Regions from separate parts of the Mus musculus genome. Here region 2 is linked to region 1. The links are chromatin loops, found by intact Hi-C in ENCODE. Cell type or tissue: heart. All regions are shown on one strand. Each heading gives the region's core, and the rest is flanking DNA. Links, peaks and the distances in the headings are about the cores only. Region 1 holds the start of Fam43a (family with sequence similarity 43, member A). Region 2 has its middle 55 kb from the start of Gm33502.

Region 1 (15,072 bases), core at 1-8,000:
GAGGAAGAGGAGGGGGGAGGAGGAGGAAGAGGGGGAGAGGAAGAGGAGAGGAGGGGGAGGGAAGGAGGACAAAGAGGAGGCAATAATGGTGGTGGGGGAAGACAAACTAGGGACCAGCCAGGGAAAGTGACAGAAACCATTTCAATTAGATGGCACCATACAAGCAATAGAAGGGACAGAAGAAGCAGTCTCAACAGCCCAAGGGGAAGGCCAGGCCATCCTTCATTGCCTAGCACGGATTCTGTTGCCAGGAAAGGTCAAGGAGGCTGGGCAGCTAGGTAGGGGGCCCAACATCAGAATGCTTGTGTGTTGGGCTGAAGGGATTGTGCCTGGAGTTGGTAGGAAGCCACTTCAGTGTTGAAACTAGGAAGAGGCACAAGGCCAGGGCTGTGGTGTGGTGACTACAGAGTAGCTCTGAGGAGACAGGCTCAAAAGGAGAGACTTCTGAGCTATGGGGGAAGAGGTAGGTATGTGTGTGGACACACCGTTTGCTGTGAGTTTGGTTGGGACACGAGTCAAGGTCTAACTGCCTCAATTGTTTGTTGGGGAACTATCGGTTCAGTTCTGCTTGTCACTACAGAGACAACTATCTGTCCAGGGACATCTTCTAAGAAGATTGGCTCTATCATTCTGTTTCCTGTCGCTATAACAAAACACGAAAAGTTAGCCACTTAGCGAGAAAAATGGTTTATCAAGTCCACAGTTTAGGAAGTCTAAAATCTAAACAACATAGCACTGGATCTGCCAAGAAGCCCCTTGGCTGCTTCCTCTCACGGCAGATGGCGTGGCATACATCAGAGCCTACACATGACAGAGAAACCATGTGGTGAGACACAAGGCTGGAAAAGGATCCGAGGGCCCGCTTTTGCTCTTTTGTAGTGATATTGTTTGGTGGAAATTAGCTGGAGTCCCACACAAATGGTGGGAAACCCCTCGAAGGGCGGTGCCTCAAGTGACTCAGTCGCTTCTCATTAGTGTTAGTGGAGGCGGCTGCAGGGCTGAGGGGGTTAAAAAACCTCACAGGAGTCCAGGACAAAGGGGCTGCAACTGTAAGATGCTAGGGTCACAGAGGGGGACGAAGAAGCCTGAAAGTCCTTGAGTCCATTTAGCTTATTACAAAACCTAAATGCCTTTATATTAGCTGTGGCTTTTGTTCAGGACAACATTGCGTAAGCCAACAGCCACAGTAAAGAAGGAAGGGAAGTGGGGGGGGGGGGGAGATTAAGTTTAATGCAATGCCTTCGATCTACCTCACAGTAGCCTAAATGTTGTTACTCAGCATGGAATTCATATACAATTATTACAACTTTTTGGTCTAATTAAGTCATCAAAAAGCACATTTGTGGTGTACTTCAACTTGAGTCAACCACCTCCTGGGTGCTCGAGAGCCACGCACACCAACTTTACCAGACTGTGCAAGCATCTCTTTGAGTGCCTGGCTCCCTCAGATGTTCGGTGTTCATGGCTATCCCCGAGAAACATCTTCCAGCTTTGAAAGCAGCCACTTTCACTCCTAGTACTGCCTCCTGTTCACCAGCGACTTAGCATTTTATTCCTTTTATTAGGCATTTTATTCCTTGGGTGTTGGTCATCTGCCTCTCCACAGGCTATCACTCCCAGGAAAGCAAACACCCCCAGCTGCACTACTGCTCAGCCTCCAGCAATGTCATCACCACAGCAGACTCTACAAATATTTTTTCAAAGGATTCCAGAGTCACCATTGTCACCTTGAAGTCCGTGTCCAGTGAGTGGGACAGCGGGGGAGGAGGAGCACTATGCAAAACACACAGTGGCAGAAAGCCAGTTCAAAAGCCCTCTAGGAGGCTGGTTCTCAGATGCCAAGTGAGAGGCTGGCACTCCTGCTGGCAGCGTTTCTTTTCAGCTGTGACTTGGTGTATTGATTCAATCGCCGGCTTGTCCAGTTTTGTGAGAAACAACCTCACCAAGCGGCACTTCCGCCTGCCGCCAGTAGATGGAGTAGCGTCATTGAAAATTCAGCCCATAGTGTCTAACCAGTTTCTCCAAGGACCCTGCTGAGCGGTTCTCTGTGAACCTGCTTGTCATCTGCTCCTCCCTCTCACCGAGGGTCTGCGACCTCAGAGTTCAGCGAGGCTGGCCAGGTTCTCCAGACGGCAAGGTAGGTAGACCCCCCAAAGGCTATCCAAGGTCCAGGTCTGCAGGAGATATAAAGGTTTCTTCCTTCCTGGGTCTTAGAGCACAAGCCCAGGACGTGACTCACACATGGGGTGTTCCCATTCACCTAGAACCTTTCTGCTCTTCCAAGATCGAAACAAGCTTATTAAACAGGTAGTTAGGCATGACACAGCCTGTACCTCTGAGACTGGTGCTCTGGCTGCCACCAGAGAGCTGTAGTGGATGCTTCCTTATCGCTGCTTCTCTCTGGTTTCTCTGTAACTGGGTGTAGCCCATAGTCATACCTTCATTGGAGATGAGACCAGCTTTGGTCCTCTTTTTGCTCCCCGAAGCCCTTCTGGCCCTCAGACATCCTGGACACTTGGCAATGTTAACTTCTTGGATATGGGCTCTAGTTTAGAATTTAGAGTTGGGGATTATAGAGGATCACTCAGCTGAAGGCTAAGTTGGCATGCTTTCCCCAGAATATTTTGTTCTTTCGAATTTGCAAGTTGTCATTATTGGCATTGAACAATAATTTCTATTGTGTGCACACACAAATACGCACAATATTGCAGTCCCTTTGGCAGAAAAGAAACATCAATGTTGGCATGATGGATTATTATAATTCTGGTTTGTTCCATCCTGGTGTCTGGTATTCCCCCCCCCCCCCCCGCCTTAGCCCACCCACACAGCTGGCAAGTTGGGCACTAGGACCCTCGTTAACGGCCAGTCAGGAAAAGGCCATTTCTTCCTACAGAGAGAGAGGGTTTTAAATCCATTATAGGACATTTCTTTGATGGGGAAACATTTCTTTATTGTTATCACTGACTCTGTCGAATCTCATACAAGTGTCTGCATTTTAATCTTGGCATTGCATCATCCTCTGCTCTCAGAGAGCCCTCCAATCCCCCTCCCACTTGGGGAAATCATCTTTCAAACATCGCTTGCTCCCTGGATCCTCTTTAATTTTCTTAGTCACTGGGAACTCTCTTTTCTCTTTTCCCAGATTCTCATAGGACTTTGGGCTTTTCTGGCTGAAGTTAACCCAGCAAAAAAAAAAAAAAAAAAAATATATATATATATATATATATATATATATATATATATATATGTTTGCTCGGATGTCTCATTCATCAAATAGAAGTCGTTTAGCTTTTACTGGTTGGCCCCTGGGTGTCCAGAAGGTTGTGGAGGGTTCAGAGGGGCAAGCCGGCGAGTGAGGGTATCTTGTCTAGAGCTAGACATGGTGGTGCATGCCACAATGTGGAGACGGAGACAAGAGGATCCAAATGTGCGTAGAGCCTGATCGAGGTAACCAGATCCTGTCTCAGGGGAGGGAAAATAAAGGGGAACAAACAAACCCCACGTTGTCCAGTTAGCTCGTGAAAAAAGAGTATGAAAAGTATCATCTGAGTTTTTACTAAGCATTGTCACCCAAATTGCATCAGTGATGGCTCTACAAACAGCAGCACAGCCTTACTTAGAAACTTCATATGTCTCGAAAAAGTGCCTTACTCTGAGGGTCTGTGGCAGTTTGGGTCGGGGGTGGAAACTGGAAGCAAGTAACTTAGGGACCATTCACTACTGTGTTCAATATTGTTCATGGCAGTCATCTTAACCACGAACTTTCCACTACCTGCTTGCTGCTCACCGGCGGATAAATGGCACCAGGAGAAGAGTAACAGGCAAAAAATTGATTCTCTTATAGTTTGCCCCCCCCTCCTGATTCCCCCCCCCCCCCCCCCCAGTTTCTCTGTGTAGCCCTGGCTCTCCTGGAACTCACTCTGTAGACCAGGCTGGTCTCGAACTCAGAAATCCGCCTGCCTCTGCCTCCCAAGTGCTGGGATTAAAGGTGTGCGCCACCACCGCCTGGCTCTTTATTTTCCTTAATAGATGATTATTAAAGAATAATAGTAAACAGAACCTGCAAATTCTCTTGAAGTTGTCACAGAAGGAACACAACAACAGTCACCACAACGACAAAATACTACGCAATTTTCCCCAGAGCCTACAAGCTCAACTTCCACCGCCTCCTCCAGAAGTTTCGATCTAGACGTAGACTTATTCAGCGAGTTGCAATTTAGCCTAGGGTGGAGTGTCAAAGTTTAAGTTCCTCTTGCTATCTATCGGGTAACTCCAGGTCTTTTGGTTTCTATAGCTAAAAGAGATGCTGGTAAATTTGGAACGTGGTTGCCTAAGTGGACTAGTCTTCCCTTCTCTCGACCAGTGCCTGCAACCTGGTCCCTTTAAGAGACCAGAACTGCGTCCGGCGTCGCAGCCCTAAAGGGATCCTCTCCTGTGCTCCTCCCCTGTCCGCGCGGTGAATGGTTCGTGCCGGCCTATATTAACCCGAGATCTTCCTCCCGGACGGCAATGATGTGAAGCGAGCAAGTCGGCTACCGCGCGCACGACCACAGAGGGCGCGCTGCAGATCGCCGAGAACCCCGAAGCGGAGCCGGACACCCCCGGAGGGAAGCAATGAGGTAGCGGCAGTCCCCGGAGCGGACGATGTGCGCGTCCTGCCCTCCGAACCCCGCGCTACCTTGGCCGAGACGGCCGAGCGCGAGTCTCCGGCGTCCCCTCGGAGCGAGGATGCAGTGAGCTGCGGGACCGCTGTGCTTGGCCCGCCGCGGCCAGCCAGACCTCTCGGACCACACTTGGGGCAAGCTGCTTATTCAGGGACCAGTCCAGCCAAGGGGCTCGCCCTCTTCTGCACCCACTGGGGGTGGGGAGCACCGGCCCCTGGGCGCACTGCTGTAGTTTCCGCGGCTCCTGGCCCTGGCCCAAGACTTGTGTGTGTGTCACGTTCGCTGAAGAAGAGTTCCAGCTTATTTCTCTCACCATCCCGGTTGCTTTGGCCGAGCCGCCCACCTTTATTTATTTGTACGCACTCATTTGGCCTTTTTCTAAAATATTTTCCGCTCCGCTCTCTTATTTTGTTGCTTGTTTGAGACTTTTGTCCTGGTCCTCCTCATCTAGGCTTCTCTCTCTCTCTCTCTCTCTCTCTCTCTCTCTCTCTCTCTTTCCTGAATATTTTTTTCTAATATCCTACCCCAGTCCCTGCGGGGTTCCCAAGCACTATCTGGCCTCTCCTGCCTCCATCTCCCTGCCCCGGAGGTCCTCCCAGCCTGAGTTTTATTTTTCGAGCTTGCCCGGGCCAAGCGTAGCCTGGGTTGGTGGCCCTGCGGGGCTCTCACCCCGCGCTCGGCCACCGCCGCCCCAGCCACTCCCGGGCGTCCTCCGGAGATGCTGCCGTGGAAGAAGCACAAGTTCGAGCTGCTGGCCGAGGCGCCGCCGCGGCAGGCGTCCAAGCCTAAGGGCTACGCTGTGAGCCTGCACTACTCCGCGCTCAGCTCCTTGGCGAGAGCCTGCCCGGAAGGCGCGCTCAGCCGGGTGGGCAGCATGTTCCGCTCCAAGCGCAAGAAGCTGCACATCACCAGCGAGGACCCCACTTACACTGTGCTCTACCTGGGGAATGCCACCACCATCCAGGCGCGCGGGGACGGTTGCACTGACCTAGCGGTGGGCAAGATCTGGAGCAAGAGTGAGGCCGGCCGTCAAGGGACTAAGATGAAGCTGACCGTGAGTGCGCAAGGCATCCGCATGGTGCATGCCGAGGAGCGAGCGCTGCGACGTCCCGGCCACCTCTACCTGCTGCACCGCGTCACCTACTGTGTGGCAGACGCGCGGCTACCCAAAGTCTTCGCCTGGGTATACCGGCATGAGCTGAAGCACAAGGCGGTAATGCTACGCTGCCACGCGGTGCTGGTGTCCAAGCCGGAGAAGGCTCAGGCCATGGCTCTGCTGCTTTACCAGACATCAGCCAACGCTCTGGCAGAGTTTAAACGTCTCAAGCGGCGGGATGATGCGCGTCACCAGCAGCAGGAGTTGGTGGGCGCACACACCATCCCACTAGTGCCGCTGCGCAAGCTGCTCTTGCACGGACCTTGCTGCTACAAGCCGCCAGTGGAGCGCAGCCGCAGCGCTCCCAAGCTGGGCTCCATCACCGAGGACCTGCTTGGGGAACAGCAAGAGGAGGAGCTGCAGGAGGAAGAAGAGGAGCATCTGGAGGACTGCCTGGAGGAGGAGGAAGAAGAGGACGGTGTGGGGGATGGGGATCCAGCAGAGGAAGAGGCTGAGGCGCAGAGGGCGCTGGTGGTGGCCATGCAGTTGGAATGTGAGGACTTGCTGGACCCGCTGGAAAATGGCCACGAGGAGGCGTTGGGGGACGGCGGGGTCTCGCTGGGCCCCAGCTCGGGGACATCACTTCCTCTGTCAGTCTGTGCCTCAGACATGAAGGCCCAACTGTCACAGCTTATTAGTGACCTGGGCGACCTTAGCTTTGGCAATGACGTGAGCACCCTGGAGACCGATTTAAGGGTGACACGCCTGCTGTCGGGCGAGAGCACAGGCAGCGAGAGCTCCATCGAGGGCGGAGGCCTGGATGCCACCCCTGTCAGCCCTGGCAACCCATCGGGCCCTGCTGACAGCACCAGCCTAGATGAGCCCTACTCGGGCTAAGCTGCCAGAAGACTTCTCTGTGCGCCCCTCCCAACATACACATAGTGGCTCCCCAACAGTAGTTCTATTCCCCCTAACCTCCAGGAAAGGGAAAATGATGCACTTGAAGCCCAGACCCGACTTTGGAGTTTTCTGGGGAAGCTATTCCCTCTTGCTAGTTGCCCCAGCGCTTTGGCTCAGAGGTGGCTCAGGTTGTGAACAGGGGGATGGGGGGCAGGGAGGGCGAGAAGCACTACAAAGGTGGGTGAGGGAGAGCTGGCTGAAGTTGGAAAAGGCCAAGGGCGGGCTGGAGGTGCCCAGCAGCCGGTTTCCTGTTTGTGAGGCAGCTGGGGCTAGGGAAGGAGGGGTTAACTTCCTCTCCAGACCCCCTGACTGGAAGGCCTCTTTCTGTCATCAATATCTCATTAACAAAGTCACTTTCAAAACGTTGGAGGCTTCAATGCCACTTTACCTGCCCCCAGTTCTTTCGGATAGGGGAGCTTGGGCTGTTTACCTCAGACTCAAACTCTTGAAAGTTTGCCAAATTTCTCAAATAACTCTTCTTGGGGGGGGGGGCAGTGTATGAAAGTCGTGTTTTGTTTACAGTTAAAGAAACCTAATATCTAAAAAACAAAAAAGGAATTTTCCTTTAGAAATACACACCTTCCTCTGGCCCCAAAGCTCCTACTCCATGATGCTATGTAAAATATTTTTGCACTGTTGTGAAGTATTTTTGACTTTTTGTTTTTTGTACATAACTGTGTTCTCGGAGCTGAATGTTTATATCTCTTTTGCTGTGCAAAAGATACCTGTAAAATGTTGTACGGTTGTATATATGGAAATGTGTATAAAACATTTTGTTATTTTTTTGAGCAGCCTTGTTTCAGTTCTGTTGGCATGTCAGCAGCGGGGTGAGAATAAAGAGGAAAAGCTGTCAGAACAGGCGAGAGCCTCTGGAAATGCTACCCCAGATGATTGGCGGGGAGGAGGTGGGGGCGGGGTTGTGCCTCCAGTTTTAGTGTGGTCCTGCTGTGGCTGGAAGAGAGCCGGAGGTGAGACCTTGCCACCCATAGCGTGCTTTTGGATCAGACCAACTCGGGGTGTTTTATCTGTGGCCAGCCTCTGTATATTTCATATTCCCATTGTGTGTGTGTGTGCAGTTTTGCTTGCTTGTTGCTTTTGAGACAAGAGACGCACTGTGCGGCTCTAACTGGCCAGGAACTTCCTAATACAGACCAGGCTGGCTTCAAATTGAGAGATCTGCTTGCCTCTGTTTCCCAAATGTTGGGGGTCAAAGCTGTGCAACATTCGTTATGCCTGGCATATGGATTTTTTTTTCCTTCAAGCTAATTTTGGAGAGGTCAGTGTAAATTCAACTGCCCACGCTGTTTACACGAGTCACGTGGATGGCTGTTTACTGAGTGACTTGCCGTGTGCTGAGCTTTTTTTTTTTTTAACCACCTCCTGTGGGTTGGCCTAGTGACCAAGTACAAACATAATCTATAGTCCTTTTCCTCTGCAAATTGCCACGGTGCTTTGGAGACCGGACTAGCACCCTAAAGAGGGACTCAGTGGAGTGAGGCCTTTGTTTTTCTCTGGGAAGAAAAGCAAAGAGAAAAGTTGTAGGCCCCAGCCACCCGGGGGTGGGGGGTGAAGTGAGTAATGGCGCAGGTGGGGCTCGGGGAGACAGCTTGAACTGCCTGTTTCCTGCCCTTGCAGCCCAGCCTGGCCCAGTGGGAACCATTCTGAGAGCAAGACAGCGGAGCTGTTGGCTTGGCGTGCGGGTGTGTGCTGTGGGCTGTTCATGCTTTCTCCGTTTGTTTCTGTTGTGAACTCCAACCAGATGTCTCTGGTTGGGTTACACCCAGAAGCTGCCCGAATTCCCTTCTGCCAATCATTTTTCCCATTGCCCTTTTGGATCTCTCTTCCTGTGCGGCCGAAATGGATCTCACTACTGGCCCTTTCGAGCTGTCCTGAGGCCACTTTGCTTTGTTTTCTTCCAAAATATGTTCTGAACGGCTAGGCCCAAGAATCCCGAGGAGACTGGAGGGCACTGGAATCAGAGAGGAAGGGAGGGTGAAGTTTTCTTCCTAATTAATGGGAGTGGTTCAGCAATAAACCTATCCCTTTAAAAGAAAATAAAAGGGGTGGGGGTGTGGGAAGTATTTTTTTTCTTTTAATATTCAATGTCTTTTTAAGGACACAGGCCACACCTTTTAATCCTCTAGTTTGGTCTGGTAAAGTCTTCATCTCCCAGAATGCATCAGAGGTACATCATCGAATGACATTTTGAAATGTTCAGGTAGACATCAGGAAGGGAAGCAGCAGCACACCCTGCTGCAGCCGTCTTTGGCGACACCGCCCGCAGATAGCTGTGTGAGCCATCGGTCTCCTGTCTGACAGAGTTCACATTTCCAGTTACTTCCACACTGCCAACTTCCTCCACCGAACAAAACCTAAGGACGTCTAAGGCAGTGGAGCTGATACAATTCCTACCCAGGAATAGGCCCTTAACTGTTAGCCAGACCTCACGCCAAGGTTGGCTTTCATCAGCAAAGGCTGTAGATAGGACAACAGCGTTTAAGCCAATGCCACCAGCAAGCACAAGGCGATTCTGTCTTTAAAGTTTGATTTTCTTTTTTTCCTGCCTTCTTGCTTGATTTAGGAGTAGGAACAAGAAATGCTGATGGAAAAAGAGGCAGCACCCTTCCTCCCTCTCTCGTCCTTGCCTCCCTCTTGCTCCCCTTGGCTTCTTGGCTGTTTGTCACCGCACCTCAGGGCTCTTGGCTGATGTAATTCTAGAAGAGATGCGAAGGGGAAACACGATGCAGTGGCTTGCTTCATCTCCGTCTTCCAGGGATGACATCACTAGACAAAGGAGAAATGTCTTGAATGAAGACACAACAAAACTTTGTTTCTGGTACCTAGTGGTGCTAGACAGTTTGGTGTGATGACAGCTGGCTCAGGCTATGGGGCGAAAAGTACACTCCAGAGAGGCCCGGCGTCTGCTGTGATCACGCGGACCTCCTCCCTTTTGTAAGGTGAGGTACCTGCTTCCCACTTCATCTGTGTAACCCGCTGGTGTTTTAAATGCAGTGAGACACTGCTCACTCTCTTGCAGCCTGAGTCACACTGCTAGTCCAACAGCACAGCACTGATGGCATAGAACTCAAGTGACTTCCGGAGGCAGGAGGGCTTGTTGCAGAGGTGGCAGCTGAGTCCCTGGAGCAGGCATTTGTCCAGCTTCTCTCAGCACAGATATGGCATGTTCCTGTCTGTAATGTGTTGTGTGTGTTGAGGAAGAACGAGGGAGGAGTTGGAAGGTATAAAATAAACCTTAGCATGACAGAGTCTCTGGACCATAAGTGTTTCAGAGAACCCCCCCGCCCCCCCTCCCCACACAGTGCCTCTTTAAAGAAACATCTCTCACTACACGCCCACCTCCCCCACTCCAGAAGCACAGCGGCTCTTAAACAAATCAGAAAGGCTCTGTGATACCGATTGTGCAGATTTCCTTCCCAGGGGACACAGCTGTGTTTTGAGGGTTCCGCTGGTGAAGAAGATGGAACCGCTGGGAAGAATCCACCCTTGGCACCACACTGGAGATGTCAAAATCTCCCAGGAGTCGTCAAAGATCACGAGAAACATAAAAATTCTATTTGGAGTGGGTTGACCCTGTTTTCTAACAGGATTTGGTAATTTAATCAGCGGGCCTCTTCCTTCTGTGAGGCATGCATCAGTAGTCTCAGCAACTGTTGGCAGGGGATGCATGACAGGGCTGGACCCTGGTGAGCATGGACCGCAGGCAGGGGTCGGGGGCCACATCAGATGCCTGGGAAACTACTCCTGGCCCCGGAGCAGGTGGGGGCCAGGGCAGGCAGTGCTCACTGCTACCGGATGTTGTGTATATGGCCACATCTGGATCCAGTTTTATTGTGAGTTGGAGCCTTTCCTCTTCCTGATGACTCCCCTCTATTCACAGCCCAAAGGTCTCTGCCACTGTATCCTTGTGCAAGCAAGCTCTGAGCGGAGCCAACTAGAGCAGCCATGAGTAGTCACCATTTTGGTGGTTTGAAAACCTAGGGGGCAGCTCTTCCTTCCTCAGTCTTGGGGTGTTCAGCAGCATCAATGAAAGTCTTTATTTCTAACTCCCATGGACAGTGATCCTTCCAACAGATGCCATTTCTGTCCTCTTCATCTCTGCCACCAACTCTACTTCCTTCTGTTAATATACTATCCCCACTGCACACCCAGATTCTCCTGTTGCTGCAATCACCACCCGGTTCTTGGCTTCATTTCTCAACTTTCCACAAATGCGCTTAGAAAAGCCAGTTACTCCAGAAGCAAAATAAAACCCCCAGGTGTTAAAGAGAAAGCAAACCAGGCAGGGGGCTATCAGTCATCACCACTCCTGAGATTTCAAGACATTCTCTGACCCTGCCCCCACCTTTAAGAGACAAGAAACTGGGGTATAAAGGGTTTGTCCTGGCCAAAACCACACAGGAAGGCCCCAGGGTCCAAGTTCTAAGTCAAAGCTGCTTTTCCCGGCCTATTTTGTACTCCCACGCTTCATCCACGGTAGACATTCAATTACAGATGTTTATGGTGTTGGTGGTTAGCATCCTCCACCCCTGTTTGTGAACAAATACAAATGGGATGCACATGCTGGAAGTGAGAGAGGTCAGGTGTGTGTCTTCCTGAGAAGAGGAGTGCTGGTGGGAGGCTGGGTGGGTGGCTGCCAGTTCTCAGAGCAACTTGATCTGCTCTTCCACCCATGAGATCTGGTCTAGCCAGACTCCACCCTCCAAGAGCAGGTCGAAGTTGAGAGCGAGGAGTTCTTCCCATTGCATCATGGTTATTAATCCTCTGTATCCTTCCGGCTGGGTAGATTCTTCAAGGTCAAGAACGTTTTAAGCATCTCTGATTCACTCTATAGAGCATCAAGGTTTGCGTCTAATAGGCACTCAGAAAATACTCCCACGGAGGGAAGAGGTTAGTCCATTCCAGGCTAGAGGTAGAGTATGAGAAATCTCCAGGTCACCACCCAGGCAAAGGAGTCTAGTTTTGAGGACCTGTGCGTGTTGGGTGAGATGGGAAGTTGCTTTCAACTTCCCACTTCTGTCTGAACGTCAGCTTTTTCCCAAAACATCGCCAGCCTTCTAGAGCGAGGGGATTCTAGCTTAGAGGAAGACGGCTCATTTGGAGCTGATTCTGAAGATAATTGGTAACTTGCTTCTATGTATTTTAGCTTCCAAATCCTTGCCTAAGATCACTCACTCAGTAAGTTAGACTAGAATTTTCGTCTCCTGACTGTGGGTTTTAGACACTGCATATTTAGAGTGTGATGGATACATTAGTTTGTAAGTAGCTGAATTTTTGTCTGAGGACATTTAGCAAAGCCTGTGCATGCCATCAAGGACCACCAGGGCATCTGGTGGCTGGGTGCTTTGTAACAACAGAGCCCAAGTCCCACCCGAGGCAAGACTCAGGAACTGACTGTCTTAGAGATGCTTCACCCTAGTAGCAGACCTCACCTCGCCAGGATCCTTATCCCCTTCCATCTCTTTCCCCAGAACAATGGATTCTCTGGTTGGAAGTCCAAAATGAGCCAATTATGGCTGGCAAGGGCCTAGGTTCATTGCCAGGGACCTCGCTTCTTTCTAATTCTGATTGAGAGCCACACAGAACTTCAGGCTTTGATCCCTTTATTTTATAAATGGGGAAACCGAGGCCAAGAAGGATTTTTAAACACATGTCACTGGAAGCTCATGTGGAGCAGAGCTTAGATTAGGACTCAGGGCACAATTTTGCCCCCAGTCTCTTTCCAAGACGCCATATAATCCTCTTCTAGAGCCCTGCAGAAGGTAAACGAGAGAGTCCCACAGCCTGGGGAACAGGTGCCAGCTGCTTGTTTTCAGAGATAAGCCCTCTCCCCACCCCTAACAACTGTTAAAGCACCCCATTTGGCCTCCTTAAGCTTAGTATATGTCCTGGATCCTTTTCTAATAATAAGGGGATTGCAGGAACCAGGATAGGGAACCATTGTGGGCAGTAAGAAATGTTTTGGTGCAGGGAGTACTCATAACATTACAAATGTTTCTGTAACACCAGATGCCACATTTCAAAAGGCACCAATCTTTCAGCTGAATTCCTACCCAGAGAAAGTGAAAGATTTCCAAGGTCACATGAGTTCAAGGGCGGAGGGTGGGGAGGGCCACCAGGTTCTGCATCAGCAAACTCTCAGTTCTGTGTTATAGATCAGGGCTTGCAAATGGTTTCCCAGGGACCTCCTACAGACCTAGAAAACCACCCACAGTTAGCCATGGCTGCCGATGCCCTCTCCCAAGGCTTTCCGGGAGGGAAATCCAACCTTTGTAGGACACCTTTTCTCTGGGGTCCTGAATTCCAGCAACAACCCGTCACTGGTGCCCATCATCTGATTCCAGTCGAGGAGCGCTTCTCTTTGGAAGAGCCTCTGTTTGTGCCTGGACAGCTTGTCTGGAAGAGATTACCATGTCATGTGGGACCCAACCTGGCTTTCTCACATCTGAGGCAATTGGTCAGTGGAGGAACTAGCAGAGTTTTTGACTCAGTGGGCTTAAGAGTCTCTGCGGGGCTCCCACATACCACACATGTCCACAAAATGTGTTCCAGTGCCCAAGGAGGCCAAACGTGTAGACACAAGGACACAACCAGTTAAGAGCAGGAAACTGTAGGTAAGTATTTACACAGCACAAGGGAGTTTATGGATTAACATTGCCATCAGAATGTAAGGTGTCCACAGCAGTTCTGGGCCATCTCCACAGCAGTCTCTCCCATCAGCTGTGGCAGAGGGGTGTATCACTGTCCTGGCTTCTCTGTATGATTAATAATTCCATACACACTCCTTGAGACAGTGGTTTAGAGGTGTGGAAGATCTGAGGTTTTTCTGGGAGACATTATATATGGAAAAGAGTACACACAGGCTCTCTCAGAATTTGTGTGTGTGTGTGTGTGTGTGTGTGAGAGACCATGCTCTCTCTGTGTATGTGTGCACATGCATGCGTACGTGTGTATGTACATGTGTGTGCTTTTGTGCCTGCCTGTGTGAGTGCACATGCCCCGTGGGTGGACATGACTGGGGCTGTGCTCAGAACACAAGCTGTGCTGTACATTCTGGCTGTTGTGGTTGGCTTCGGTGTGAGATACTCGGTGAGACACCCGCACCATGAGTACACCATGCTGATCCCCCCAGACTTCTGCCCAGAGAAGCTTCAAACCACATCACCCTTGCCTCTCCGCTAAGCCCTCAATGTCTTTGCTTTTATTATTAAGGGCTGATCAAATTAGCTAATCAAAATTATCAATCCCCTTTGGGAATGCTTTATCGTGCTGAAGACCATGACCAAGCAAGCTTTGGGCTGTTAGACTTGCCACAGGTTGTTAGGCCTCCTCAAGGCAGCCCTGGTGTGTACCTGATGCCCTCGCATAATTATAGGGAAAGCGCCTTCTGTTCTCAAAATGATACAACTGCCCACCTGCAACCTAGGCAGTTTTCATCTTAATATGTAGTAGGCCTCCGTTCTTTTTGGCTCTCTCCCTCTCTGAAAGTGCACTTGTAATGTGAGCCAAACATATGATACTACTCCATCACAAAAAGGGGTGGAACCGAGGAGAGCGCTCAGAGGAGAGGCAGAGCTTAGGTATGGTTCTGGGGATAAAGACACTTGCTGCCAGGCCTGGCTACCTGAGGGTTGGGGGGGGTTGTTTTTGTTTTGTTTTGTTTTAGACGGAGTCTTACGTACCTGGCTGGCCTTAAACATCCTCCGTAGTTCAAGATAACCTTGACCTTCTGTTCCTCCTAGCTACACCTCTGAAGTGTCAGGATTATACCCGAGGTTTATATTGCTGCAGATTGAACCTAGGGCCTTGTGCACGCTTGGTGAGCATGGTACCACTGAGGTATATACATCTCTAGCTAAAATATTGAAAAAAATGTTGAAAGGGAATTTCATGTAGTTCAGATTAGCCTTGAACTTACTATGTAGTTGAGGATGTCTCTGGACTTGTGAACTTGTCTCCACTTCGGAGTGCTGTAATTGCAGGTGTGGGCCACCACACCAAGTCGATGCAGTATGGGGGATCAAACCGGGGTGCATACTAGGCAAGTTCTCGACTAACCATGTTAGGTTTCTGACCCTCTAGCACTGTCCTGTTAAGGTCTCCTTCAGAAATATTTATTTATTTATTTATTTATTTATTTATTTATTTATAAGAGTACACTGTAGCTGTCTTCAAACACACCAGAAGAGAGCATCAGATCCCATTACAGATGGTTGTGAGCTACCATGTGGTTGCTGGGATTTGAACTCAGGACCTCTGGAAGAGCAGTCAGTGATCTTAACCACTGAGTCATCTCTCCAGCCCCAGAAACATGTTTAATCTCTCCCCTTCCAC
Region 2 (15,072 bases), core at 2,591-10,590, 140 kb after region 1:
TGTTTTCAGAGATTTCTTTAAGGGATTTATTCATTTCCTCTTTAAGGATCTCTACATCATTCATAAAGGCTATTTTAAGGCCTTTTGTTTGTGTGTGCTTCAGCTATGTTGGAACATTCAGGGCCTGCTGTGGTAGGGTTACTGGGTTCCAGTAGAGACATATTGTCCCGATTGTTACTGATTGAGTTTTTAAGTTAGTGTCCAAGCATCTAGGATAGGGAAAACTGTAATTCCAGGTGCTAGTACATGGTCTTGTTTTTGTTGGGTGGGTGTTTTGTTCCTTGGTTTCTGCTTCCTCTCTGGTTTGTAGGAGAGTGACACCTGGTAGGAAACCTGATAGGTGTGACTATCCGAGGTACAGGGTAAAATGTGGTTTTGAGTATTGAGAGCTGACACTTAGGAATGGGGACGGGATTGTGGGGCAGGAGGGCAGGGGTGTGAGGGTGTCCCACCGGGGTCTGCTATGTTAGTCCCCTGAGAATGGGGACAGAGAGTCTGCAGAGCTGAGGATGAAACTGGGGGGATTGGATCTGGAGGAGCAGAGGGAAAGGTGAAGACCTGCAATTACTTCCTCCCCTGGGAGAGTAGCCCGAGGGTCCCCAGGGAGTACCTGTTATGGGGGCTGAGATAAAGCCGTGAGTTGGGGGAGGGAAGTGAGGAGATTTGTGGCATCCAGTAGAGATAGGGGAGCTGCCACTGGTGTTCTGCTGCAGAGCTGGAGATGAAACTTAGAGATGGGATTTGGAGGAGCAGAGGAAGAGGTGATGATCCGGGGCCCGCCCATTTATTTACCTGGTCAGACTGGCCTGTTCCGTTCATTTTTTTCTTTCTTAACCAATGAGACATAGCCTTGCGACCAGGGATGAAGTGTAAGGAGAGACTCCCTGCCTCCCTCAGGTCTCTGCTGAAAGCCAGTCAGCCACACACTCTCTCCTAACAGTTCTTGTCTCCGATCTGGATTCATTCAAGACTTCTGACCCAAGACCTACGATCGAAGGCTACTCAGAGGTTTGCTGTCCCCCAGACCTCGTGCAAACATGTCTGGTCTAATTTATGCACACATGTACATACCACCTTCTCTTCCTCCAGAGAATATTTTTAGGACAGAGTAGGCAGATGGTTTGCACAATCAAACTGGGCATTATCAGGAATTACAACTCCCACACATTTGGTAATCCCGGACGGAGTTACGTGCCCTACAATAGAAGATGGAAGAAATCAGACGTTCTGTGGGCGGGGCCTGGGATGAAACCATGCGTCATTGCACAGGGTTTGAAGGAATGCATTTGAATTCCAGTTTACACGCAGGTCAAATCAGGTGGAATGGCTATTTCCATCACCCTCCCCTGACGTAAGAATGCCTTGAAACACAGGCATGATCTATCACACCTGATTTACTCAGCAGCTCGTTTGTATAACTTCTGTTTTTTTGTTTTCTTGCTAATTTCAAAACTGAGACCTGAGTTCAGAACTTAGCACTGATGAGGGTCCTGGTCTTGTTTTTTGGGGTGAACTAAGATCACTGGTCAGACAAGGACAGGTTCTACTTACCTGTGGGTAGGGGCAGATTACCTTGTATGAAGTCAAAAGAGTCCCAGAGAGTCATGGTGAATATTATAACCAGATAGCAGCTGGACTAAGTTTGAACTCATGTGCTACAGAAATGGTCAGAGTCTTAATTAACTCAAGAGCCTTGATTTAGTCCCTCAAACAGTTCCACACTTCTGCTTAGATCTCTTTGACAGGAGCTCACCACCTTCCAAGGCAGCTGTCATGGTCTGAGTGCCTTTCAAGGGTCCATATGCTCAGAGGGCTGCTCTCAATAGTGGGGCTATTGGAGGTGACATGATCTTTGTGGGCTGAGGCCTATTGGATGGTTTGGGGGTCGTTGAAAACATGAAGCAGTTCTCATATAACCCCTCTGTAGGTCTCTGAAACAGTTTCTATTAAAGGAGGGAAATCGGACCACTGTCCCTGTCTCCGACTCTTGACTTAAAATGTGTGTCCTGGTCCCGACACATATCTCCACCACTGCTATCTCTCTGCCATGACTACCTCCCACCCCAGTCATCCAATGCAGGTATCATGCCCTTGAGTCTTCCCAACTGTGAACTAAATAAATGCATTTTCTTCGTCAGTAGCCCATGTCTGACTTGTTTGCGATGGTGTTGCAAGCTGACCACTACAACAGCCCATCTTGTTGGTATTGATGAATTTGTTAAAGTCTCTCCCTCTGGGCTCAGCAAACCTGTCTCTCTTCCACACGCAAGACAATCCTTCTGGTGCTTGCAGACAGGTCCTCTGTCTCCCTCAGTCTTGCTTGTTCCAAGGTCCCAGTCTCCTCCCGGCTCCTGGAGTCATGAGGCAAATAGGAACTGTTTCCCATCTGGTGTGTGCTGTGAATCTGATGAAATTGCTATGATCAATAAGCTCTCACCCGGCAGAGTGATGACGTCACTGCGGAAGACTCCGCTCCTATTGGTGCTCCTGACTAAAGGGCCATGTGGCCAAGTAAAGGCTGCAGTTGTGAGATTTGGTGAGTGTCACAAAGCCTGTATTCTGACAGACACCATCTCAGGTTGGAGTGAAACGGGAACAGGAAACATCCATCATTTTCCCTTCTCTTCTCCCACTTCCTCACCTCAGTCATTCTGGGTCCTCCCTCCTCCCATCCAGGCCCAGTGAGACTTCCTGTTTTCCTCTTTTGAGGACTCGCTCTCCGTTCCCTCTCATCTTGATAATTGTCCTTGCCTGCTTTATCCCTCGGATTCTGTTCCCTGCCCCCTCCCAGCTCCTACTTCATGTTTATTCAGCTCTCTCCACAAAAACATAGGCCCATTGAGATAAAGACCTTAATCACTCAGTCTCAGGGGGAAAAAAATCACTCAGAACCTCAGAAAACTCTCTGAATTAGAGAGTAGCTGAGGGCCAGAAGCAGGAAGAGTTCTAGTCTAGAAAGATCAGTTTACAGGAGCCCTTTAAATGGCCGTCGCTTGGGGTTTCTGCCCTTCGTCACCAGGCAGAGAAACCTTCTACTGTGTCCAGCAAGTAAGCCTCTGTAAGGTCATGGGTATAGGAAAGTGGAAGCCTGGGGGCTCAGAGCCATCGCAAAGAGACTCCTCGGGGTCAGAGGTCACATCTGTGGCTGAGAACAGAAGGTAAAATCGGCAGGAAGTGGCACACTCCTGGCGGATGCATTCCTAAACCTAGGCCCCGAGGTAGCTAACAAGTTCAGCCTCAAGCTAACCCGGTCACATGTGTATGCTGTTACACACTATTGCGCAGGTGTGTGGGCGCTTTGCTATGGAAGGCATAGACATGGTTCCTTCCTAGGTCTACAGATGGGAAGGACCATGCTCAATGGCAGCTTGCAGAGGGAGGGAAATCACAGTATGTTGTAACAGCACACTGCCATCCTCCACGCGCCTAGCATCAGTCCTAAAGTTAGGCAGTTTTGGTTTGAAGGGAGCAATTCATGTCTTAGAAAAAAATTCCTTTATAGGCAAAAATGAATTAGTGTTGTCAGCCAGGAAATATCAGAGTGCCTGTTTTGTTTGTTGGTCATGTTTTTTTTTTTTTTTTTTTTTTTTTTTATCTTGTGATTAGAAAATACATGTGGAGAAAGAGGAACACTCCTCCATTGTTGGTGGGAGTGCAGGCTTGTACAACCACTCTGGAAATCAGTCTGGCGGTTCCTCAGAAAATTGGACATAGTACTACCGGAGGATCCAGCAATACCTCTCATGGGCATATATCCAGAAGATGCCCCAACTGGTAAGAAGGACACATGCTCCACTATGTTCATAGCAGCCTTATTTATAATAGCCAGAAGCTGGAAAGAACCTAGATGCCCCTCAACAGAGGAATGGATACAGAAAATGTGGTACATCTACACAATGGAGTACTACTCAGCTATTAAAAAGAATGAATTTATGAAATTTCTAGCCAAATGGATGGACCTGGAGGGCATCATCCTGAGTGAGGTAACACATTCACAAAGAAACTCACACAATATGTACTCACTGATAAGTGGATATTAGCCCCAAACCTAGGATACCCAAGATATAAGATATAATTTGCTAAACACATGAAACTCAAGAAGAATGAAGACTGAAGTGTGGACACTATGCCCCTCCTTAGATTTGGGAACAAAACACCCATGGAAGGAGTTACAGAGACAAAGTTTGGAGCTGAGATGAAAGGATGGACCATGTAGAGACTGCCATATCCAGGGATCCACCCCATAATCAGCATCCAAACGCTGACACCATTGCATACACTAGCAAGATTTTATTGAAAGGACCCAGATGTAGCTGTCTCTTGTGAGACTATGCCGGGGCCTAGCAAACACAGAAGTGGATGCTCACAGTCAGCTAATGGATGGATCATAGGGCTCCCAATGGAGGAGCTAGAGAAAGTAGCCAAGGAGCTAAAGGGATCTGCAACCCTATAGGTGGAACAACATTATGAACTAACCAGTACCCCGGAGCTCTTGACTCTAGCTGCATATATATCAAAAGATGGCCTAGTCGGCCATCACTGGAAAGAGAGGCCCATTGGACTTGCAAACTTTATATGCCCCAGTACAGGGGAACACCAGGGCCAAAAAGGGGGAGTGGGTGGGCAGGGGAGTGGGGGTGGGTGGATATGGGGGACTTTTGGTATAGCATTGGAAATGTAAATGAGCTAAATACCTAATAAAAAATGGAAAAAAAAAAAAGAAAATACAAACTTGGAGTCATCCACCACTCTGCCTGCCATGTGAATGAAGACCAGCCACAGTGGGAGTGGGGAACACTGTAGAGAAGACACCTATTCCTGGTAGCTCCCTAGAAGCTATTTGCTGTTAAAACAAAAAAATGAATTCCTGGAGCAGATTCCAAAATTCCAGGCAAATTTCCTCACTTTTCACCACACGCTATGAGCTCATGTTCTGGAATTTTCCCCCTGTGTGTGTGACCTTCCCTAACCTAGACTGGATGTACGGGAAAGTGCAGGTGGCAGGAACTCTGTAGCCACGGAATTTCTCTCCAGGGGACAACAGCAGGCCTCAGAGGACAGCTGGACAGAGCCCTCCAGGGGGTCTTAATGGAGGTAAGCACCCAGAGCCCAGAGTGACATTCCTGGCTACCCTGAGGTAAGCACACAACTACACTTCCTCAGCCAAGGAAACATATTTGCATATGCAAAAATGCATTCCTGACTTTACAGGTGAATAGCAAGGGCCTTAGGACCAAATACACCAAGCACACTTTGAGCCCCTGATTTTAGGCTCTGCTGGGGAGATTTTAGGTTGCTGATCAGGGAGAGATCCTGGTACTTTCAGGTATCAGATGAGAAAGAGTATTGAGACCCACAGATTTATAGATTCCTCTCAAAAGCTTCCTTCCTTCCAAACTGTGTCCACTCTTGCTCTCTTCCTGGAACTCCACAAACCGTGTCACACTGCTCACTACAACGGTAGCATCCTTCCTTTCTCCTGCCTTACTCTGCCCGCCTCTTTCCTTCACACCGCGTAGCTACTTCCATATACTTTCTGAATCTCATCTTCCTTTGTCAATCTCCTGGACTCCTCCCTCAGTCCCATTCTGGGTCACCCAAACTGTTGCCATGGTCTGCGTGCTGGCTCTTTTCTCTGAAGCCCGACTACCCCTCCCACCACAGAGCATCTCTGGGATTCTTAAAACCCAGCTGTGTCTGCACTGACCTCTGCTGTAAACCGCTGGACTCCCTGGATCAGCTGCAGACAGGCCCCCAACCCCTCCCCTCTCCCCCCAACCCCCTCTAGCTGCTAGCCCCCACAATTCCCTGGGCTCCTGCCCTTACTCTTGCTTTCAGTTTTCACAGGCTCAGGCTTTTCAGGCCTTCCACGGTGTTTGTTTATCTATCCAACTTAGCCCTTGGGGCCCCAATATGATTAAGAAGCTTCTCTTGGGTTTCTGTCCTGGTACTGTCACCTCCTAGAGAGGTGTCATTTATATCTCAGCCTAGTACAGAGAGGGCTTTAGCTTATGAAGTGAGGAAAATACTTCTCAAGGGAACGAGTGAATGAATGAATGAATGAATGAATGAACGAGTGAGCAAATGAATCGTGACTGCTGTGCTTACGATGGTAGCAGAAGGAAGATGCTGAACCAGTGTGAAGTCATCACTTCTGGACACACCAGAGACCACCTGTGTTCTATCACATCACCAAGGTGATAACCGGGCACAAATTCGCACGTATAGACAATAATAACCCTTGTGTCGAGGTTCCACAGTGATCAGTGGAGCTGATGCATGCGAATATGCTTTCAAAATCATAAATGACTGTTCAGATGTGCTAGGGACGTGTCCAGCATCCCTGACGGGCAGAAGCCTCCGAGCTGGTGATTCAGAACAGAAACAAGCATACAGCAGACATAATGGTCCCATCGTCGTGTCATGGGCTGTGTTGTACCCCTCAGCGTCTAGCAGGGTCCCCAGGGAAGGACAAGGCTTCCTTCATACGCAGCCTGGGCCTTTGGCTAGGGAGATTCCAGATGGTCAGAGAAAAGAATAGCCCCTGGACTGACCCAGGGGCCCAGTGGGAACTGGGCTCTGGTTTGGTGCCCTGTGTGTGCACGCAGTGAGGAACTCTGCTTTCTTGGGCTGTGGCTTGTAGCTTTGGAGCCTTAAAAATAGCACTATAAGGATATTTTTAGTGCATTATCCTGAGGCGTGGCTGACTCTTGTGGGGCTGCGTGTGACGCCTGAAAATAGCTTTGGTCTGTTTGCAAGTGATTCAGACAGCTGGTTCAGAGCTTCGGTAAATACACAAACAAGTGGGGGCTGCTGAGTTCTAACTATAGGTCACCCCACCCCGGCACATCTGGAAAACTGCTTCTAATGAAATTTACAAGATCTCTGGACCTTGTACAAACCACAGTGCTGCTTAGAGGGGCCTGGGGTGCTTCCAGGTGGTAGACTGGACAGAGCAGAAGAGCCAGCCCATTTTACCAAGGGGGAAACTGAGGCTGTGAGAGAATGTTTCTTCTTGCCAAAGTTGCATAGTTGATTTGTGACATGGTGGATTGTGCAAAGCCCGTGTTATTTTTTCCAGCTATTTTGTGTGTGTATGGTGGGGGCGGGGTGTGTGTGTAGATATAGGTGCTCATGCACACGTGTGCACAAGAGTACAGAGGTCAGAGGATGACCTTGGATCTTGTTTCTTAGCTACTGGCCTATTCACCTTTGTTTTGAGAGGTCCCTCACGGGTCTGGAGATAGTCAAGTACCAGCTCCGGCCTCTGGGTTGCTACCCTGTTTGAGCTCCTGCCCCACTCTCAAGGACAGACTGTTACCTGGAAGTGTAAGCTGAGTAACCCTTTCCTCCCCATGCTGCTTTCGGCCATAGCATTCCATCACAGCAATAGAAACCCTGACTTAAAGCCGGGCATGGTGGCGCAAGCCTTTAATCCCAGCACTCGGGAGGCAGAGGCAGGCGGATTTCTGAGTTCGAGGCCAGCCTGGTCTACAAAGTGAGTTCCAGGACAGCCAGGGCTACACAGAAAAACCCGGTCTCGAAGAAAACAAAACAAAACAAACAACAACAACAAAAAGAAACTCTGACTTAGATCCCTCCCAAGGCCAGTTTTTCTATGTGAGACCATTTCCAACCCCTCTAGGCATTCTGTAAACCTCATCTGAATTGGTGCTCCTGTGAGGCAATGCTGTTATTCCAATTTTGCAGGTAATGAAGCCAATGCTCAGAGAGCAAGGAGACTGCCCAAGGGGTCACAATTAAGGAGCCCTTAGGCTGCACCAGGGTTCTGGGACCCAAATGCTTTGAGTCTCTGGCAAAAGTCAATCTCTGTAAGTGGATGAGACAGACAACCAGGGGTTGTAGCCACAAGTGTTGCAGGGCCTAGCTGGCTGAGAAGGGGCACGCATGGCCTCTGTCTCTCCTCATGACTTCCTTCTCCTCATGACAAAGGAGCAAATGATGATAGCCAGAACTCAGCATGTAGGAGAGCAGGCTGCACGGGCCACGGGCTTGTGAACGTGTGCCCTCTGAACCAGCTGGGCAAGTGGCCTTTGAAAGTAGACAGTCTGCAATATGTCGTCCATGTATGTCATCCTACCACACAGAACCATTTAGCATTGGTGACCATTACTTATTCTAGACAACTGTCTGTGTAAGCAAAACCACACCAGATAATATAAGCCCTGCTTCGACTTGCTCCAGCCAGTTACATAGCAAAAAACACAAATTTGTATCTTTAGTTACTGTGCCCAGCTCCGCTGTCGGGAGGTACTTGATGTCCTCCGTGTTCTGATTGTCGTTCACATGGCGCTTCGTATCACAACTATCATTTACCATGCTCTAGCTCCGTGGACAAAAACACACCGCCAGACAGACACACTCTGAATTACTTACACGCTGACCTTTCTTTGACCCCTGCCATTTTTATTTCTTTTAACAGTAGAGAATACAAAGAGGATGTAGGGGACAATAAAGACACACAGGCTGAACCTGGCCTGCTGTTATCAGGTGACTTCCCCGCCTTCTTCATCTTTTAAAACAGGAAAGCTCTGTACCAACTCTGCAGTCTTTTACAACAACTGAGCAGATCCGGAGACACTCGAGAGCAATGGCTCTCAACCTTCCTCACTCTGAGATGCTTCAATACAGTTCCTCGTGCCATGCTGACCCCTAACTGTACAATGACCCCACGGTCACTGCATAACTGTAATCTTGCTGCTGATATGAATTGCAGTGTAAATATTTTGGGAGATAGAGAGTTGCCAAAGGGTTCGCGACCCACAGGTTGAGAACCACCGCTCTAGACGTGTTTTAGAGCCATGCCTGAGTGTCACTCATTTAAGCCATCACAGCTTGCAGAGGGAGAGGAGAGCAGTGCTCTTTGGCAAACATTAGTCTGCATTGTGCTGCTGAAAACCTGTGACTGTGACTTGCTGATGGCTGCGCTGTCTTAGGAAGCAACTGAGCCCCTGAACCTTACTTCTCTTACAAACTCTTTTTCCTTCATTTCTTCTTTCCTTCCCTTTCTCCCTTCTTTTAGAGAGCCTCGTGAAGTAATATATGAGCATGCAATTTTTTTTTTATTGCCAAAGGCTCTAAACTATGAAGTTGCCATTTTTGTTTTTTTTTTTTTTTATTATCCCGTGGGTTACTAACCTTTTCAAACGTCTGTGTTTTTAAAGAAAAGATTCGCCTGACTGCTGATTTATCTTTGCCCCTTAGCACATGTCTGTCCTTGAACAAGGTGCGAAGAATGTGGTGCCAGCCAGCCAGACTCAGCTCATCTTTCCTGGGAACTGACCACATTGAGTCACTGTGCCTCTTGATGCTCTGCTCTGCGGTTGTCTCCATTAGCAGTAAAGCGTGTGATCATGCCTGTGATGAACTTCGAGCCATTTAGACAAATCTTGTGTTGTTAGTCACAATGACAGCTGCGCTATATACATCTGAAAAAAAAAACTAGGTAGTATTGCCAGACTTAGTTCCCTTTAGTCTCAAGGCCAGGCTTGGCTCATAAGTACACCTGCATAGTATGGACAATTAATTTTGAGACTTCTTCGCCTTGTGTGCTAGCCCTAGATTTTGTGGCCTCTGGATGTGGGCTCTAGAGGGGATAATACCTTTCACTTTATGACCTTTCATTGGGCTTCACCTTTTTCACAATAGTTCTTAGGATTTAATCAGAGCTGTATTTCTACCCCCCAGTCTTTGGAACCGGCAAACCCATCAGCTATGTTGACACCACCACCACCACCACCACCTCCACCACCTCTGCCAGTGGAATTGTTCTACAGGAATCCTGGGTTGCCAATTAGGAGGAAATAAAGACCTGGCTCTGCAGGTCCAGGGAGAAGTCAGGTGGCAATTAGACTGTGAGGATCAAGTCCTCAAAATAGCTCCTGTTTCTAATTATGTCCTCATGCTATTTATGGGCGTTTAAGAGGGTCTTTGGGGGCATGGTGGACCTTTGACATCCCTAAATCAACTTGGAAAGTAAGTACAATTCTTACTGGAAGAGCGTGAGAGGACAGGAGAGACTGGCAATGTAGACATCAACAGGTACCACAGTGCTATACAGATAGAAGCAGCACCTATTGTGCAGGGGACTCTGACCACAGGGCTTCCTTTGGAGGTCTTTTGTTATGGTAAGACTGGCTGACACTAAGCCTAGGATTTCTTTCACTGCAACCATTGTCTTAGTGAGTGAATTAGTATACCAAGCATTTATGAGGGTTTTGCCTTCCTAATGGATGCTGGGAACTAGTAGAGAAGATCTTGAGGTCTCATATTCCAGTAAGAACAGACAGCTAAGCAGGCGATGAACACACAGCATGGCAATGATCCAGCTGGTATACCGGTAAACTCAGGAACACGGCAGGGCTTCCCAATCTGGCTGATGCAAAGGGCGAGGGTTGCAAGGGAAGGTACTAGGAAGTATTCTAGGAACATGTCTCCTATGGGGTATGTCAGGCAGAGTCTTCAAGATTGACTAGGAATTAAGAAAGGGAAGTCAGCAAGAGCTAGAAGGAAGTGCATCGTGTTCAATAATCTGGAGGCAAGAGTGAGAGTAGTCACCGCATCAGTGGGAGAGAATAAGCACACTGAAGAATAGCAATAGAAGTCAAGCTATGTAGTCTACGTTGTCCTCGAACTCAGGATCCTTCCTTCCAAGGGTCGGTATTACAAATATGCACAATCAAATGTGCACAAACTGGTAAGATTGTAATGTAGTAATGTTATATATATATATTCCAAACTAGTTTGCTATTATGCTAGGAATACTCTTCCCATCTCCTCTCTCCCCACACCCCAAAGATCAGCCCTAGAAAGCAGTTACTAACAGTGAAGTGCCTCTAAGGAACACATCATTAGGTAGTCTGCATGACAATGCTGAGGATAAGTGTACCCAACTTAGAGGTAAGTGGTTCCAGTTGGGCTAGAAGAAACAAGCAAGCTGGGAGCCATCTACCTGTGAATCTGTGCAGAAATGTCCTGGGTGTCGATGAGCAAATTGTAAACAAATGATAACAAGATGTCAGAAGCAGGGGAGGCTCCCAGAAGGCACCTCAGAAACAAGAACCCCCTGGCACAGTGCCCACGTATAAGGCTGTCCTCAGGGCAAGGTCATTCTGCTGACATCCCTGTATATTGGTTGTCTGCGGGACACACAGGGATGCTAACTGAATGAATGAAGGATCGGCAGGAGTAAATGCGTCCTGACTTTGACCTTGTAGAGGATGTAGATGGTCCCCAGCATGGTAGGCACAGGTGTCTGCCTTCTGACAAGGCCAGGTGTGCTGGAGAGAAAGCTCCATGCTTCATCTATGAGTTCCTAGGACCTTGTCTCAGAGGCATTTGGAGAGCTAGGCTCTGGACAAGCAATCCAATAGGTAGAAAGGCATCACAAGGCCCCCTCTGTTCCTGAGTTCTCTGAAATGGGAACCTCTGTAGGCATCCATTTGAATTCTAGCAGGGAACCAAGGAACGTGCACCCGCAGTTCCATGTGCAACACAATCAGTGCAATGACCTGACCGTGGACTTCTGACAAGGCCACGTATGCTGGAGAGAAAGCCCATCCTTACGTTATTAGACAAATGGAAAGTATCACAAGTTGGCTTACATGCTGGGGAGACAAACTGGAATCTCAAAGCTTGGGGGTTACAGCAGAGCACTCCTCACTTCTTCCTAGCTTCTCAGCTCTGGATAGAAGAGGATGTGAGACAATCTCCTTCAGATGAATAAGATGTTACCATGGTAGAAGGCTCCTACAGATGCATGAAGGTACCCGGCAAATACACAATGACAGAATGGGCTGCACACAATATTTAAATGGCATATAGCCCTGGTTGGGAGAACCCACATAGAGCGAATCCCAACATGTCATTCATTCATCCTTTTAAACATACCACTCAATGGATCTTTAAGTCTAATGCTCATGTGCTGGGTCCTAAGTTGGAGCTGGCTACAAGGCACCTAGCAAAACACATTTCTCTTGTTCTCATGGAACTTTCAGTCTCGAGGGGAAGAGAGATGTCGGGCAAAACAGCAAGGACACGGGGAGGGTAACAGGAAACACCTGCTTTTGATGGGCAGCCCCTTGGGAAATGTGACATTTAAGTTGAGACCTAAAGGTTGAAGAGCATTGGGTCAAGTGAAGATCTTGGGAAAGGGCAAGCTGGGCAGAGGAAACAGCTTCTGCAATAGTCTTGGACAGGGATGAACTTGGCCTTGGGAAGAAGGCAAGGAATGGGGCGGGTTCAAACGGCTTACAAACCAGGAATGTGGTGAGGGCTTGAGCTGTGTTTTGAGGGTAGTGGGAAATTGCCAGCAGCTGTTGATGAGGGTGACTCCGGGATGGACTTTAGGTTTTTAAACAGTTTGTCTGGTGGGATTGTAAAAGCAAGAGAGAAAGGAATGAGAGCAAGACTCAGAGTGGAGGACAGAGGAAAAATGGCATGCGTGAGAGGGGTTTGAGGAGACTAGAAAGATGATTCCAGATGGATCAGACAAGAGGTGGGGCTAAGTGGGGTGTGGAGGTCAGAGGAAGGAAAGATCAAAAATGACTTCATTTTAGGTTTAGGCAGCTGCTCATCTGAATGAAGGGTAAACTGTACATGATATAACATTTAAAGATTCCGAGAGGGCACTTTCACCAAGTACTAACTGAGCAAGACTCACCCCTGAGTCAAACGCGGCCGCCACTGTGCCTTGGTTAATGAGCCTGAGGCTTTCCCATGCATTCAGCTCATTGACAGTGTTGCCCTGACTTTCTGCTTCCTGAACTGAAGAAGTAAACAAAACTGAGAAGTTGCTCATGGTCATGAACATATATCATGAGCTGCATGGACAGTGATCCAATAGAGAATGAGATGGAGCCAGGCATGGTAGCACATGGTAACACATACCTATAACCAAAGCATTAAGGGGGTGGTTCCAGGCATGATAACATGTGTCTATAACCAAAGCATTAAGGGGTGCTGGCAAGAAGATCTCAAATTTGAGACCAACTTTAACTAGAGAATATAACCCGATCTCAAACTAAAACAAAATGGGATAGACTGTGGACTCAAACTAGCATTTCCTGTTTATTAGAAATTTTAGGTGGGAAGATCATTGCACAGTAAGTTTAGGAGCTGAAGCAATAGAAGACACAATTGGCCAGGTCAAGAAATAAATTTCCACAGTGGGCAGGTTCAGGAAAAACGGAAAGATGATCTCAGGGACAAAAACATTCTGAGTGTCAGGTCAGGGGTCAGGGGACTGGTGTTAAACCTCCGAAGGCGGGCCAAGAAATAGTTCCTTGGCCCAACCCAGGCTTCGAGTGGCAAAAGGAAAAAGAATATGGCCAAATGACAGTTATTGTCCCCAATAAAAAGCAAGTATGGAAGGGCAATAGCCACAAGGGCAGAAAGCACCCCAGGCCCACAGGAAGACCTTAGGAAGGAAAGTCCCTCAGTTGCTGGGGTTCTGATGAGAGCAGAGGGACTACCATGTTTTATGAGCCTCCTGCCCAGCCTCCCTTTCTCTCTCCTCTCCCTGCTTGCAAAGCCATGTGCCCGCTTTATAGGCTGGACTTCTCTCCCAGGCTATGACTGTAAGGCCTGCCTCCCTCGGACACAGCCGGATCACAGCCATCATCCACAGCCAGGACACTGTCACGTGCAGAAGCACACAGGTACCAGAGCAACAACAACAATCATGACAAACAAGGGCTCAGGCAGCAGCCAGTTGACGTGAACCAACCAAGGCAGGATTACAATAGAGAACTGGAACAGACTGGCCCACTGTCTGATAGTAAAATGTGACTTGGGGAGGGAGGCATAGAAGCTATGTTGGCCCTAGGAGCTAAGGGAGGGAGGCTCAGCCAACAGTTGGCCAGGGCTCAGGAACCTCAGCCTTCAAATGTATAAGAAAACTAGCTCCACCCCGCTGAGGGAGCTTAGAAGTGGCTTGTTCCCTTGTCAAGCCTCCTGAGGTGCACACAGCCTGACTGACACTTGGATTCGAGCCCTGTAAAATAAGCAGAGGAGCAGCTGGGCTGTGCCCGTGCTCCTAACCCACGGAAATGCTGAGATAATAGTGAGTGTTGCTTAGGACTCTATAGTTGGGGCGATCTATGTGACCGCCGTATAAATGATCGGTACTGTCCTAGTTGTTGGGAAGAAGTCTGAACCCCACTGGGGACTCGGTAATATCGCTGTCATGCTGCCTCCACAGCTTGCATAAAGCCAGAGACAAAAGTTTGTTGAGTGGGTTTGGAAGGCAAGGCTTCCACAGTAGGATTTAGGGAGGGTCCTAAGGGGAGCAACCCATAGGAATCATTGAGGTGTGTGTGGTGGTGGTGGGGGAGGGGAGATGAGGTAGGATACAGGATCTGAGGGGAGAAGTGGAGAGGCAGCATCTTTGTGGCAACAGCTGATTGTGTTCCTCCTTCACACGGGGGGGGGGGGTTTGGGAGGGTTCGGGGGGGGGGCGGGAGAACCAAGATCAATAAGGAAGCTCTGTTCAGGAGCCTCAACAAACTGCCCTGTAGTTTCCAGTTGCCCAGATAGAAGGAGAGAGTGAGTTAGAGGCCATCAGAGCAGAGAAGCAGGAGTGCCTGGTGCAGTCATCCTGGAGTGAATGGAAGGACTGTCCAAGGAGAGCAGGGGCAGTGGGAAAGGTCAGGGGGCCGTGGAACGGCAGCAGATGTTGGTATCCTCAGAGTATAGCTTTGGGGAACAGCCACATCTGGGGAGATGGGTCCTGCTAGCATTAAAGCTGTCAAGTATTACGGAAGATGCCTCTGTATAAAAAAGAAAGGAAAAAAAAAACCCCACTCTTCCTCATGTTCCTGGAGCTTGATTATGGGGTCACGGACTGGACCACGCTTGCCCCATATTTTCAGGCACCCTCACGAAGAGCGCACTCGGTGTAGCTGTGTGTTGAGACCTACCCAATGCAAAAGCTGAGAGGCTCTGGGGCCAGGGGCATACCCTGCTGTGGTTCGAATTCAAAGTCAACAGTCACTATCTATCCATCTCCAACTCTCTAAATGTTTTGTGTCTTGCTCCACTGAGAACACACAT

What was found. Hi-C counts contacts between places; a loop is a spot of excess contacts. Peaks named below come from ENCODE experiments on the same cell type or tissue, not always from the same donor. Only the 100,000 strongest peaks of a DNase experiment are listed, where the experiment ranks them.
Region 2: a loop joins it to region 1, with 10 times the contacts of the local background. A loop is called at or near these places in 10 of 42 quality-filtered maps.

The regions. Positions count from the first base shown.
Region 1 is chr16:30,595,218-30,610,289 of GRCm38, forward strand. It overlaps Fam43a (family with sequence similarity 43, member A), which reads left to right and starts at 4,506. Exons shown (of 1, transcript NM_177632.3): 1 at 4,506-7,580. The coding sequence starts at 5,383. The coding sequence ends at 6,657. In heart, for the core only: CTCF peaks have their summits at 4,564 and 6,338 (motif pointing right); DNase peaks (open chromatin) are centred at 1,994, 4,524, 5,454, 6,324 and 1 weaker place; H3K4me3 peaks cover 4,683 bases; H3K27ac peaks cover 3,896 bases; H3K27me3 peaks cover 1,078 bases.
Region 2 is chr16:30,730,497-30,745,568 of GRCm38, forward strand. No RefSeq gene overlaps it. Among named protein-coding and RNA genes, the nearest start is that of Gm33502, 55 kb to the right of the region's middle. In heart, for the core only: CTCF peaks have their summits at 5,682 (motif pointing left) and 5,882; DNase peaks (open chromatin) are centred at 2,715, 5,045, 5,685, 6,625 and 1 weaker place; H3K4me3 peaks cover 748 bases; H3K27ac peaks cover 5,939 bases.